Regions from separate parts of the Homo sapiens genome. Here regions 2 and 3 are each linked to region 1. The links are chromatin contacts, found by Hi-C or POLR2A ChIA-PET in ENCODE. All regions are on one chromosome and are shown on one strand. Each heading gives the region's core, a stretch centred on a gene start or an enhancer-like site at or near the end of the contact. The rest is flanking DNA. Distances are from core to core; before and after follow the strand shown.

Region 1 (2,986 bases), core at 28-2,527:
GAAGAAACACATGCAAGAAAAGAAGCATAAGAGGAAAACCTTGAACAAAAACCCTGAGAAAAAATTAATGATTTGTAATCTCTTGTCTTAGTTTTATCCTTACAATAAAGCTTTCCTTTTCCCTTCCTCTGTGCTGTCTTCCAACTTCCTGATACCTTTCACTGCATGCTGAACCTCTGTTTCCATGTGGGCCCTTTGTGGTGCCTCCCCACTATGCACACAAAGGTCCTTTTCAAAAACTCAGGCAATATACTTGTTTGGTACTAACCAGCGGCTTACTAAGTCACCTCACATCCTGGTGCACAGAGCACTATAGATAATTAACATTGTGAATTCTCCGTAAAAATCCAAGCCAACGTACTGTTGGTCAAAGATTTCAAACACAAGAAAATCCTTTGTGTGAACAGGAAACTGATTTGCGTACTTACTGTTAACTAGACAAACAACTTGTAAGTGAATTGCATTTGTGCTCTTGGCAGCCCTGTTTGTATAAAGAGGCTTAGCTAGAAGATTAAAACAAATTCTCTTAAAATATTGCACTGTAAAACCATACACCTGCCCAGAGTTCAAAGACTGTGGTCTGATATGTTGTATAAGCATCAGGAAGCTCTGACATGGGAAACAGTTTATAGTCACATAGCTAGACATCTAAGGCAAATTCCCCTAAGTCCAAGGCAATGTGAAAAGAGAAAGCCAGACTCATCCACTTCCTGAAGAAAGGCCAGGTGGAATGATAGCAAGCCGTACTTAGGAAGCTTCCAAAGTCCTGTGGATGAGGGAAACTGATGACTACTGAAAGGCAGGCAAAACATGAAGCCACTCGGGTATGCAATGACAGAAGACAATTTAGGATTTTGTTAATTCCAGCAATTATTATGATTATGAAAAAAATGCTTCTTCTTAGCCTATATGGTGATTATCCTTTAGTTTCTGTTGAAGATTATGGTCTGAGGGAAATAGTAGGATATAGAAAACATAAGAAGTTTTAGAGAAGCAACAAGGCTGTTCAAGCTTTCACGCAAGCTGAAATTTTCTGGGAAACTACCCACACACCAGATAATATTAATATAACCCAGGTGTGCAGTGGGTGAAGCAGGGAGAGGCCCATTCATCTAGGTGTTAAAAAAATAACTGCTGCTTTTATTACTACCTGTAATTTTCAAATTAATGACCTAATGCTGCACAGGATAAATAGACCACCTCATAGAGGATAGTTGAATTTATTTTTTTAACCCAAAGCAGGAAATGCTCTTGCTGGGCTCTGTCCCTCTCCTGAAGCTGCTCTGGGCACCCTGCCAAGGATTGCTCACCAGGCTCCTATTTTCCTTTTTTGATCTCATCCAATCCGTTTACCTTATGCTCTCACTTTTTTTTTTTCTTATTTCTCTGTATTATATACCTCGTGCATGTTAGGTAATAGAGGCAAACTGCATTTCCTGTCTGCCTGCTTAAAGCAGGGAAAGATTAGCTTGGACAGATGTAAAAAGCACTTGCTAGTTTTGCCTTTAAAGACACAAGGATACATAAAAATCCTTTAAAAGTGAGACTAAACTGCACATCCATAAGCCTCTGGGATGACTGTGTTTCTTTTAGATAAAACAAATGGTTTTGGGGAACTTAAGCTATCCATGTGGATCCTTCCTATGTGGTGTGCAAACAGGTGGGCCACTCATGGGCTCAATGCCAGTGAGTACCCCCACTCCATGGGAATTCATAGAATGCCCAGTGGCAGCCTTCAATCTCTGGTTCCTTGCAGAACAAGGTACCCAATCTCCCGTTAAATTAGGCTCTGTTTCTTTCACTGAAAGAATTATGTCTTTATTATTTACTTTCCAGAGAAACCTGTCTTTACAAAACTCCAAAGTTTAAGCCTCTTAGCATTTTCTCATCAGTTTTAGCAGACATTTCAAACTAACCAGACTCAGAGACACATTCATCATTCCATCTGTCTCTCAAGCTCTCCTTCTCTTCAAATGGCTGTTCTACTTCTGGGTAACTGATTTAATTTTATAAGTCTAGCTACAATCCCCTTAATAAACTTACAGGGATCTAGTTCAGGTAGGTGGAATCATGAAAGCTACATGGAATGCCACCTGTTGGAGTTTGCTTTCATTGTAGAAGAAACTTTGCACCATATGAGCTGCTCTCCAGGAAGCACCCTTTACATCCATCATGTTGCTTACTCTTTCATTTCCTGCTATTTCAGCTGGCAGTGGTGCACCCATGTTCAATTTCTGATTGCACCACTTCCTAGCTGTGTAACATTGAGGAGAGTCCTTTAAGCCTTGGTTTCTGGCTTAGGACCATGCCAAACACAGTATTATCTGGTCTTCCTTTCTGGATTTTCCCTTGGAGCCAGAGGCCATTTCCACTAAACTGAAAAAGACAAAGCATTGCCACGCAACTAACAAAGAATTGATGCCTGTTCCTTGACCCTCCCTTTATAAGATTTCCTATTTCCTGCTGCAGCTGCTGAAATTAGGGATTCACTGACTTCAACAGTTGATATCGACTCATTTTTTATCTTCCTGTGATGCCCACAACACACACACACACACACACACACACACACATATACACACACACACATATATATATATATATAGAAAGAGAGAGAGATTGAGAGAATTACTTAACAAGCAGTGATGAAAACTTAAGACATGTTTGTTGTATGAATGAACCTTACTTAGTGAAAACTTGAAAGGGTAAAACTTTTTAAAAACTAATATGGACATGCCTAGACCCACAAATGTGTTATTTAGCAAAGCACTTTGAAACACCAAAGTAGCACACCACAATTACCAGCTAACTTCACCGAAAAGATTTAGGGTTTTGAACAGGAATGTTCCATAGACCATTCTGTTCAACACTGTTCAATAATGAATCCAGAGAGTCCTGATTTTTCAAGTTGAAGAAAGGCCAACTTGTCTTGTCTGTGACACTTATCAGGTGTTTCCTGAATGTCATGTGCCAAAGTCTATTTTTA
Region 2 (3,040 bases), core at 132-2,631, 67 kb before region 1:
ATCTTTCCAGTGATGTACTTATTTGCCTCATCTCATGCATGCATCATATACTTCTCTTTACTAGCTCATTACTATCTGCATAGGAACATGTTGGTATTTCACATCTCTGTAAAAACTTCCTTTGATGCCTCATTTCTCAGTCTCTTTGTCCCACTCTCACCTTGGAATAAGGTCAACATATTGAAAAGATTATCTCCACACACTATCTTCACTTCTTCACCTCCCTCTCATTTGCTGTTTAATCCACCACATTCTGGTTCTTTCTACTCCATCTAGATGATGGTATTCAACTGATAGTGCTTTTATGTATGGCATTTACTATCTTTTAGGTTACCTAACAATTTTTGTCCATTTCTTCCCATTGGACCACAAGCTCTTCGAGGGTATATATTACATCTTCAGCATATTTGTATCCTCCCACATTACCCAGTACTGCTGCCTTGCATAAAGACAGGCAGAAGTACTGTCTTTTTTTTATCAGAGTACTATTGGGTTTTTATCAGAGTACTATTAACAGGAATGGAAATGAAAGATGTTGCGCAAATTACTAAGTCTAAAAAAAGCCAAGAAGCTATAAAGAATGTTGGTTACAATAATTATCATTTGAAGATTGTTATGTGCTTATGTCATAATCAAATTGTAAATTATCTGATGCTATCATATACTTGGAGCAGTGGAGAAAGCCCTAAAATTAGAGACTAAACATCATAGAAACACATGATTTCAAAAGAAAAGGTAGACAATCCTGAGATAATTAAGGTGCTGTTGTTTGTTGTTTTGTTACCATGTAATTCTGATTACATGACAAAGATTAACTCCTGGATGGAACTAGCAGAACAGAAAAATACAGATGTAGTTATTTCTAAATTTATAGAGAAATTGGTTTAGTATCTAAGATGCTGACATTAGTTGAGCTGTAGTGTGGATTCAAAATGCCTTTAAAAAATCTAAAATGAACTCAAAATATGTTTCCATTATAATCAGAAGTGCATATGTACATTTCAGGTATGTAGGTGATGTGGAAGAAATTTTAAATTTTATCTTTGTGAGCTCTAGTAGTTCACTTGGCAACTGGCAGTGCAGTCCTCTGACATCATTTTCTCATTGTTGACTAGTTTTATGAAGATGTGGCATTGTTCTAGAGAGAAATTGAATAATTATGAATTTAAATAAAGTACTCAGAAATCTGTGTTATAGTTGGCCAAATGTGCAAATAAAGATTTTATTTTATTTTTAAATGCAAGAGCTGGTTAAATAGAAACACATAGCTCAGGGTTAGGAAGAGAAACAGTGTAGAGTAGGTTTGTATGAAAATAAAAGAACAGAGAAAATAATGCTCTCCATTGTCTCGAGTGACACAGAATTGGCAGTAATCCAAATACCGCAAGAGACAAGATTAATATTAAGTATATCTGTCAACATCCTGTTTGAAAATCTCAGCCAGGATCGGAGATATCTGAAAACATCCAAAGGGGGTTTCGCCTAAGAATGAGTCATAGTCTCCATAGCAGAAAGCCCTAAAATATCAGTATCGGGTGTTAGAAGTCAAGCAGACCTTAGCGATAATCTTGTCCACTCCCATGTTTTACAGATGAGAAAACTGGGGTCCAGACAACCCTCTCTCCACCCAGCTACACTGGCAGGCACCAGGAAGTAATGAACAGAATATGGATTTGGAACTACACAGAATTAGGACCAGATCCCAGCTCAGTCACTCAGACAAGTCCCTTACTATCTCTGAGCCTCAATTTCCTCAACTTTAATATGAGAATCAAAATAGCTACTTTGCAAGGTGGTTGTAAGATTGGGAGCAATGCACATATAAAGCATCTGACACACAGAGAATCAACAAATGCTAGGTCTTATTGCCCATAGTCCTGGGATTAGTAAAACAGAACAAGGACACCCACTGCAGTCCAAGTGTGTTCTCACTATACCTTTAGAGATCTCCAGTCCGTAGACCTCTTCCAAAAAGAGGGGAAGGGGAGGAGTTATTACACTCTTCTATAAACACGTAGGCTTTTGATAATCTGGAAATATCAAATGAGCCAGTATCATATAAAATGCCAACTGGAACTTACTAACTTGTCCAGAACATCAACATGACAAAGGATAGTTTAACATAAGGGACAGAAATCTGATAAACATTTATAAATACAGCCCAACAAAACCTTTCTGAATTGAATCTTTCACACTTAAGTATGTGTGGGGACGGGGTGTCAATGTTGCATATATATATACCAAACCAGGCTTTGTAAGTTACACAATGGCCTATTTTTAAAAATTCAGCAATAATGCATTAATTTTTCTAACATTTAAGACAGACCTCCTGTATCTAAAATAAAAGTTGAAATTAAAGAAAAAAAAATTTCATTCCAAATTAAAACTAAACTTTGGGAAAAAAAATCCAAACCTTTAAAGATGGAATGAATTATAGCAAAAAGATAAAGGAAAATTGCTTAAGCCTTTGCGGTTTGTAAAAGAGTTGAGACAAAGCTGAAATGTTTATTTGTTCTAATTACCTATCTCCATTGCAGGTGTATATGACATGGAAATACAGGCCCTACTACTTAAAGGATAGACTTAATGACTCGTGGGCATTCTGATTGCTCGGATACTTTAGTCCTATCTAATTTTTTTTTTTTTTTTTTTTTTTGAGACGGAGTCTTGCTCTGTCACCCAGGCTGGAGTGCAGTGGTGTGATCTTGGCTCACTGCAAGCTCTGCCTCCCGGGTTCATGCCATTCTTCTGCCTCAGCCTCCCGAGTAGCTGAGACTACAGGCGCCTGCCACCACGCCTGGCTAATTTTTTGTATTTTTAATAGAGACAGGTTTCACCATGTTGGCCAGGATGGTCTCGATCTCCTGACCTCGTGATCCACCCGCCTCGGCCTCCCAAAGTGCTAGGATTACACGCGTGAGCCACCGCGCCTGGCCAATCCTATCTAATTTTAACTCATTTATATAAATATAGTCATTAGCCATGACATGTTAACTTTGAATGGACAATGTAAGTTTCCACAGCTAGATTCTACTGAATA
Region 3 (2,869 bases), core at 243-2,742, 79 kb after region 1:
GAAAACTATAATTATATCCAATCTTACCTGATGTTTTAAACAAAATATTTACAGTGTGCAATGAAGATATCTTTGTCCTTTATATGACCTGTAAGATGGCTTAGAAATTATAGCTTAACTGGATGCGTTGATATGATTAAATATATACTTAGTTGACTACCTAAGAATTGCACAACAAAAATGAAAATGTAAGCCTGTGTTTTTTTTTTGATCTTCCCTAAGAATCACTTATGTCTGAATGTGAATACAATTTTTAAAGTAATGCTCGTTAGAAACATAAAAATAAGAAAAGATACTGTATTTTATTTTCACAGAAAAGTGCTTCTATAATTTTAAATAAATGCAATATGTAGGGGACTCATCCAACTCTGTATCAGAAAGGAGACTGAAGAAACTGGAATACAAAATGCATCTGTTTATCCTGTTTTCAAATATAGTCAAAATTGAGGTCTTTTATGTAGATTTTAATCATTTTTAGTATTTTAAATTCTTCCTTAAATTTATCTTTATAGCCCAAATCTCTCTTGCCATGATTTGGATCCAATTCCCATTTTTCACCTTTAACAGAGGCAAATCAGTGGGTAGTGTCTAAAATACGTGATAACCTTCAATTGAAAAGTAACCATCAGTTTACAAATATTTTGTATTTTTAAGGATGGATCTGCTTCTATTAAAATTAAGAATGCAGGTGAAGGCTCAGGACTGTCACTCTGTTTACAGACTGAGGTATGGTTAGCTCTCTCTCATGCTTCTTTATAGTACCCAATGATAATCACTAATTACTAATAATAACTACTTTATTATCATTTCCCACTATTCCTTTATTGAATGAAATGCAGATGGGTGGTGAGGTGTGGAGGTAATTAACACTCTCACATGAAAGTCCAAAGGTAGTCAAACATGACTGCCACTTAAATCCCATTGTCCAGAAGGGAATTACTTGGCCATACCCAGCTGCAAAGAAGGCTAAGAAACATAGCTTTGATATGGGGCAGCCATGTACCCAGATGGACACCGGGACTTTGTTAATACAGACTAAGCGGAAAATGGATTTGGGGGAGCTACTAGCAGTTTCCATTACACTCCACTCCACACATTTTAACATTGTATTAATAGTCAAATCCATTGTGCCTGGGTTAATCTCATATGGACCTTCATTGTTTTCAAACTTCTGAATTATATTTCATGCAGAGAAAAAAGAAATTGGTGTCAAGGACAATACAGAAGAAAAAAATTCTAAGCATCAAGTTACCAAGAATTTATAATTAGACATGCTCATAGTATATTTTAGAAGTGAAGAAAAGTATGACAAATTGAACTATAGGAAAATCTCTTAATTTAACTAAGAGCTTGGCTCTGATCCTTTTGTCAGTGACTTGTGCAGGATCTCAAAATCATATTAAGTGTGGCATTAAAGAGATAGGGCTCAGTCACAAACTTAGCTTTGTTTAGGAATTCTAAACATGGCCAGACCACTTCAAAGTGCTTCACAAAAGATGTACAATTACTTAAAAAACTAATGCAATCTGTGGTCCCAAGATAAGGATTGAAAGCAGAAGGAAACAAGTGAGTCATTACAACTATTGGCTTCTATTTTTGATGAGATAAAGGAATTGCCTGCTTGAGTTCTAGCTGCTTCCTATGTGAATATGCACAAAGAATGTAGGTGTGGTAAATAAAACAGAAGAAGCTATTTTAATACATTTTCATAATATTTTGCATGTAGTTTTAGACTGGGTTCATTTGATAAAATCTGACCTTCAAAATAATTACATAGTAAATTTTTAAAATTTTAAACAGACAGTTCTTATTTTTGCTAAAATAAGTTCTTGATTTGGTGGCCGCCAAACTCCTATTTGCATTCTATGTCATATGACTTAAATTATCTATAATTAATCTTTCAATATTTAAATATTTTCTTTTTCTTTTTGGCTAGGACTATTGATCATATAATAATTAACACTTCCAGGCTTTGGGGCTTTGTATAGCAGTTAGGGAAAAAATATATATAAAGATGAATCTTTTTTCTTCCTTCAAAATTTTGTGCCTTTCTGATTTACTGTAGCCTGGAGCAGAAGGTCACTGTCTGATCCTCAAACTTCTGATTGTTCACATCTTCATTTTGCTGCTACTGATAGACTCGCCTTCCTGGTCTCCGTACATTTTGACTTAACTCTTTGTGTCTTTTGTGAGCATACACACATAAACCTGGAGGAATGTTTTAAAAAGATGACTAATAGCTGGGCGCGGTGGCTCATGCCTGTAATCCCAGCACTTTGGGAGGCTGAGATGGGTGGATCACAAGGTCAGGAGATCAAGACCATCCTGGCTAACACAGCGAAACCCCATCTCTACTAAAAATACAAAAAATTAACTGGGCGTGGTGGCGGGCACCTGTAGTCCCAGCTACTTGGGAGGCTGAGGCAGGAGGATGGCGTGAACCCGGGAGGCGGAGCTTGCAGTGAGCCGAGATCACACCACTGCACTCCAGCCTGGGCGACAGAGTGAGACTCTGTCCCCACCACCCAAAAAAATAAAAAAATAAAAAAAGAAGACTAATAGTCAGAATGGTAAACACATATCTGGGATTTCCAATAAGGATATCCTGTGACAAATTTAATTTAAGTTCAAACTAGGAATCTCTACCAGCACCTAGCAAATACATTGGACAATGAGGGTTAATAGACAGGAATGACAAGTGCTATACTGCTGAATTTTATGCTCAGTGTTCACCACTTTTTCTTTAATGGTAATAACAATATCAATAGCTAACATTTTTTGAGCATTTACTAATGTATGGACACTGTTACACATATCTTATCCATTTGCTAATTAAATCCTCTTAACAATCTACAAGGCAGGAATCATT

What was found. Hi-C counts contacts between places; a loop is a spot of excess contacts on that map. ChIA-PET counts read pairs that join two places held with the same protein, here RNA polymerase II (POLR2A). Pooled maps may share reads with other maps.
Region 2: a map of Calu3 shows a loop between it and region 1 (2.5-fold over the local background). The contact joins two enhancer-like sites. A Hi-C loop is called at or near these places in 6 of 168 maps with a recorded cell type or tissue (Caco-2, Calu3, PC-3 and 2 more), 3 of 37 single-sample maps with no recorded cell type and 3 of 50 pooled maps. POLR2A ChIA-PET finds 5 or more read pairs at or near these places in 2 of 52 experiments (PC-3 and activated CD8-positive, alpha-beta memory T cell).
Region 3: a map of endothelial cell of umbilical vein shows a loop between it and region 1 (8-fold over the local background). The contact joins two enhancer-like sites. A Hi-C loop is called at or near these places in 3 of 168 maps with a recorded cell type or tissue (Calu3, PC-3 and endothelial cell of umbilical vein) and 3 of 50 pooled maps. POLR2A ChIA-PET finds 5 or more read pairs at or near these places in 3 of 52 experiments (MCF 10A, PC-9 and endothelial cell of umbilical vein).

The regions. Positions count from the first base shown.
Region 1 is chr5:127,958,259-127,961,244 of GRCh38, forward strand. All of the region lies in intron 2 of SLC12A2-DT (SLC12A2 divergent transcript), which reads right to left. Among named protein-coding and RNA genes, the nearest start is that of SLC12A2-DT, 120 kb to the right of the region's middle. Within about 2 kb of position 1,278, at least 12 of the 41 ENCODE cell types and tissues checked have a DNase peak (open chromatin) inside an H3K27ac peak, as active enhancers do; they include PC-3, PC-9 and endothelial cell of umbilical vein, where a contact is called at or near this core.
Region 2 is chr5:127,891,555-127,894,594 of GRCh38, forward strand. All of the region lies in intron 6 of CCDC192 (coiled-coil domain containing 192), which reads left to right. Among named protein-coding and RNA genes, the nearest start is that of CCDC192, 190 kb to the left of the region's middle. Within about 2 kb of position 1,382, at least 4 of the 41 ENCODE cell types and tissues checked have a DNase peak (open chromatin) inside an H3K27ac peak, as active enhancers do; they include PC-3 and endothelial cell of umbilical vein, where a contact is called at or near this core.
Region 3 is chr5:128,037,304-128,040,172 of GRCh38, forward strand. All of the region lies in intron 2 of SLC12A2-DT (SLC12A2 divergent transcript), which reads right to left. Among named protein-coding and RNA genes, the nearest start is that of SLC12A2-DT, 44 kb to the right of the region's middle. Within about 2 kb of position 1,493, at least 4 of the 41 ENCODE cell types and tissues checked have a DNase peak (open chromatin) inside an H3K27ac peak, as active enhancers do; they include PC-3, PC-9 and endothelial cell of umbilical vein, where a contact is called at or near this core.